Linked DNA regions of Homo sapiens: region 2 is linked to region 1. Evidence: chromatin loops called from intact Hi-C (ENCODE). Cell type or tissue: B cell. All regions are shown on one strand.

What was found. Hi-C counts contacts between places; a loop is a spot of excess contacts. Peaks named below come from ENCODE experiments on the same cell type or tissue, not always from the same donor. Only the 100,000 strongest peaks of a DNase experiment are listed, where the experiment ranks them.
Region 2: it touches region 1 in a loop (10-fold over the local background); 2 of 110 quality-filtered maps call a loop at or near these places.

The regions. Positions count from the first base shown.
Region 1 is chr6:88,178,682-88,181,181 of GRCh38, forward strand. No RefSeq gene overlaps it. Among named protein-coding and RNA genes, the nearest start is that of CNR1, 14 kb to the left of the region's middle. In B cell, a CTCF peak has its summit at 1,357; a DNase peak (open chromatin) is centred at 1,200; H3K4me3 peaks cover 1,745 bases; H3K27ac peaks cover 1,960 bases.
Region 2 is chr6:87,755,776-87,758,275 of GRCh38, forward strand. No RefSeq gene overlaps it. Among named protein-coding and RNA genes, the nearest start is that of AKIRIN2, 55 kb to the left of the region's middle. In B cell, no CTCF peak of the experiment used is centred here; a DNase peak (open chromatin) is centred at 1,266; H3K27ac peaks cover 893 bases.

The DNA.
Region 1 (2,500 bases):
TTCATTATCAGATATTGTGCTAGAAATACAAAAAGGAATAAAACATGGTTTCTGGCAGCAACTCAAGCTCCAGGTCATTTCTGATTGCCTCCATGCTGGACCCAAGAACTGACTATCTTCTGAAGGCTTTTCCCCTAATACCCCTCTGAAAGGATTTGTACAAATATATCAATATTTTTGATGGGACCATCTCAAGTTTTACTCAACTATAAGCAAAACTGGCAAGCATATAGCATTCTTTGGACAATAGGTAAACAGAAAAATCATGTTGCCTACAAATGTATTTTTAAACCAAAAAAATGTGGGGGATGAGGGTGATGATCCAACTCAGAGAACAGCCATTTTCAGTAGACTGTTTTGAAAAAACAACTGATTTGTCTTCTTGTTAAGATTCAAGAGAGAATTGCATTTATGTAACTTGAATAAACATCTAAAATAATTAAGGATTGCCTGAATTTGAAAATCATGACTGCCAAATTTAAAACAGAGATGGAAGCAGCCAATAGAAGAAAATCAGTTAGTGAAGTACAAAAGAATTTGCAAAACTCTCCCAGAACACAGAAGAAATGGGTAAAAGATTGAGGTGATGAGTGAGATTTAAAAATATGGGGAAAAGATCACGGAGATTCAATCAAGGAATATAGAATTCCCAAAAGAGACAACTGAATTGTTGGGCCAGAAACAAAGATCAAAGTGTTAAGATAAGAAAAGATCCAGAGAAACTCAGTGTAAACATCTGGACATTGAAGGTGTGAATAACATTCCCATTCACGTTGTTTTGTCATAACAAAACAATGACAATGCTCAATCATTAACAGAATGTAAAAATCCTAGACATTTTCACCACCCTGTCCCCCTACTCCTGCCCCCGCCCCCGGCCCGCAACGCACACAAAATAAAACCAACAACAACCCACCAAGTTATCTACTGTGTCTGTTAGGATTCCTGCAGGAAACAGCAACCACCTCTGATGGTTTCATGAAGAGACTTTAATAAAGGCACTACTTACCGAAAGGATTAAAAGAGCAAACAGGAAGGTGAGGCACCCAGAGACTAGCAACAACCTGTTGATGTCTCTTGGGCTAAAGAAACAAGAAGAGGAAGTAAAGTTAGCAGAGCAGGGGCCCTGTATGTGTTCTAAAATCACAAAGGGACACAGCTGCTGTTAAGAGATTCTGCACTGGGCTAGGGGAAATGGGGAAAAGGTAAGTTCTGACCTCTCTCTCCCCTCCTGCCCTCTGATCACCTGCTGGTACTTTCCATTGCCTGAACCCAGCCCGGAGCCAGCAGGCAAGGGGGCCAACAGAGGCAGAAAACAGCTGTGAGCCTTTTAGTGGTCACAGCAAGGTAGAGAAACATTGAATGGATTTGGAGGGCTGGGTGAGGACTTGAATAAGGAGTATATTTATCAAGGATCAAATAACTAGTTCAATTGAGAAATACTCAGTTAGCTTTGGAAAAAAAAATACTATAGTACACGGATTCCATATTCAAAAATACTGTAGTACATTAATTTGTTGTTCATGTGTGAATGAAGTAAAAAAATAGTCAAGGATAAGCAAGGACTTAGGGAAACTTCTAGATGATTCAATGAGTGTAAGACAAACTCAATCTCTGCTCTCTGAGCTTATATTCATGTTAAAATTAATTTGTAATGAACAGTGTCATGTGCTGGGAGGAAAAACTTCTCCTCTCCCAACTCAGGTCCTACTGGTTGGGGGCCTGTGAATTAAGTGACAATAAACAGATTAATAGGAGAAAAATATATTAGGCATGCAGGAGTACCTTATATAGAGAGTAGCTCCCAGAACAGTTAGAGTCTCTTAGACTATTAGTCTAGTAAGACAGTCTATTAGTCTCTAATAAGAAGGGCAGAAGTTAGAGTTTCAAAGGTTGAAAGGTTCTGATGGGGCTCATTCACACCATTTTTTTGGATTGTCCTGTTGTGCAAGGCCACTACCTTCTTGAATGGACACCTCCCCAAAGGGGCTTCAGGGGCAGCTGACTCTCATAAAACACTGTCAGATGAAGGAAATTCAAAGATTTCTTTCTGAATCTTCTGCAGCTCAGATGTCTTTACTTTGAAGTATCTCCATACCAGTTTGATGGGCTGTTGGTCTCTTCACATGGTAAGGAAAGTGGAAGCACAGGGTGCTACAGGTATACCTTGGAAGGGAAGAACCTGGTTCAGCATGATTAGGGAGAGCTTGGAAGGAAGTGGGGTCTTAGTTGAGACTGAAGGGTGAGTAGATGTTAATCAGGCACAGCACCTCAGGAGAAATCCAGGAAGAGGGATCAGTAATATGTACCATGTACCATCAGGTTGGCACCCAGTAGGTATTGAGCAACCATGATACGAGAGTTAATTAAAATAACCTAACAACTAAAAGTCTTAAGAAAATGTTCACAGGGAACTGATGTTATATATACATTTAGGAAGTATATACTGATCGTCCATTAAGGAGCTGGCACTGGGACACAAAAACAAGTAAAATGTATT
Region 2 (2,500 bases), 420 kb before region 1:
TATTTGTGACTCCCTCCTCCAACAATGGGAAACCTGGCTTTCATTATCCTTAATAAGTTACTTATTTGACTAATCTCCTCTTTGTAACTAGTGTCCTATTCTCCTTCTGTGCTCTTATCCTGGGAATGTCCTCCCACTCTACCTGGACTCTGAAACTTTATACCCAGCCACCCTTCCATGGGGACACCCTCTTCACTCCACTGGGATTCTGCCACCCCAAGCCAGGCTGCCCCTGCAGGAACACTGTCCTATCCTGTTCAGTCTCTGACACCACACAGCAAGCAGCCCTCCTGTGCAGACACTTTTCTCACCCTGCTGGGGCTCCAACACCCAGCTCTGGACCACGGTGGCTTCCCTCATTAGTCACAGATGTTATCCTGCTCTGCCCCACCTAAAGGCTTTAGCACCAAATTGCTGAGAGGGAAGGGAAGGGAAGAAAATTCCAAATGACATATTTTTGGGAGTGAGAAAGGGGGCACTGAACCTTGATCCAAACGAGGGTGGGAAATGTGGAATGCTGAGCAGGGAGAAGCAGGGAGATGAGGTGGAAGTTAGTACATAATAGAGGGTTTGAGGCTTGAATAAATATCGGCTATTGGAGTGGGTCCCTGTTCTTGGGCCTGTTTGCGTGTTTGAGGACCCGACTCATATTTTTCTGGGCTGAGAATGCTGCCACCAGCCTGGAGCCTCATCAAACCACTTTTTATTAAAAAACCACCCGTTGGCTCCTGTTGTTTTTTATGCTGATTAAGAACACTGACTTGGCTAAATGAACAAGGGGGCTGATTGTTGCTCTGTCTCTTGAAGCAGGAGAGGCTTTTGATCGAGTTGAGTGGGAGTTTATGTTTGAGGTACTTTAAAAAATGAAATTTGGAGATAAGCTTATGAACTGAATTTGAACTTCATTTCAAGCTCATTGAACAGAAATGTTTTAGATCCCTTTAATCTGAAAAAGGCCCATTGCAATTGTCCTTTGAATCTCTTATTTTTCTTTAAGATAAAGCTTCTTCTCAAATTACTTACTATTTATCTACGTACTGAGAAGGGAAAAATAAACTTAAGTTTAAAGATGTTTGGATATTTTTCTTTCTCTGAGGATAGGAAACATGGCTCGGGTGCCTTCTCTCTCCACCCTGGCACCCAGAGCAAGGATGTTGCTCATTAGTGACTAAGTAGGACCAGCGTCTCAGGTGGCAATCTGGGAGCAAGCTCAGCTTCACAATGGGGGACTGTGGGTTGGTTGCACAGAAAGCAGAAGCTTGTGGGTTCTAATCTCACTTCCTCCATTGGCTTCTGGGTGGCTTTAGGTGAGTCATTTAATTTCCACATGTTTGGTTTGCCCCATCTGCCACATGGAGCTAATGATACTCCTCATCTACTTATTTCACAGGGATGTTGTAAGAGCTGATTAATGTACAGGGTGGCCAAACATTGCACATGTATGATGAGCTAAGAAAAGTAAGATAATGAGCCCAGAAACCTTTTCAAATTAGGGGTGATCTTTTCCTTTAGGAATGAGCTGTGCTTATGATGCTGTTTTTTTTTTTTTCCTGAGTCGGAGTTTCACTCTTGTCGCCCAGGCTGGAGTGCAAGTGGTGTGATCTCGGCTCACTGCAACCTCTGCCTCCTGGGTTCAAGTGATTCTCCTGCCTCAGCCTTCCGAGTAGCTGGGATTACAGGTGTGTGCCACCATGCCCCAGCTAATTTTTGTATTTTAAGTAGAGACAGAGTTTTGCCATGTTGGCCAGGCTGGTCTCAAACTCCTGACCTCGGATGATCTGCCAGCCTCTGCCTCCCAAAGTGCTGGCATTATACGAGTGAGCCACCACGCCCGGCCTTTTTTGTTTTTGTTTTTGTTTTGCACTCTGTCACCTGAGCTGGAGTGTGGTGGTGTGATCTCAGCTCACTGCAACCTCCGCTTCCCAGGTTCAAATGATTCTCCTGCCTCAGCTTCCCTAGTAGTTGGGATTACAGGCGTGTGCTACTGTACCTGGCTAATTTTTGTATTTTTAGTAGAGATGGGGTTTTGCCATATTGGCCAGGCTGGTCTCAAACTCTTGGCCTTGAGTGATCCGCCCGTCTCAGCCTCCCAAAGTGCTGGTATTACAGGTGAGCCACTGTGACCAGCCATGGTATTTTTTTTTTTTGACCATTTCTCTGTCTTATTAATTTAACTCATGCTATTATTAATTATATACATAATATGTTTGGCTCAACATGGATGACATCATTCATTTCAATATATTTTTGTTTGCTTCCTATGTGCCTGGCACTCTCTGTATTAGAATTAAAAACCTAAGTGAAAGCCAAATTATAGGAAGGTCAGGAAATGGGAAATATTTATGAGCAAATTCATGCTTATATTTCTTTTGTTAACTCTGAAGATGTATTTGTTTGAACATACACTTCTGCCCGGTGGCTCACGCCTGTAATCCTAGCACTTTGGGAGTCCAAGGCAGGCGGATCACCTGAGGTCAGGAGTTAGAAACCAGCCTGGCCA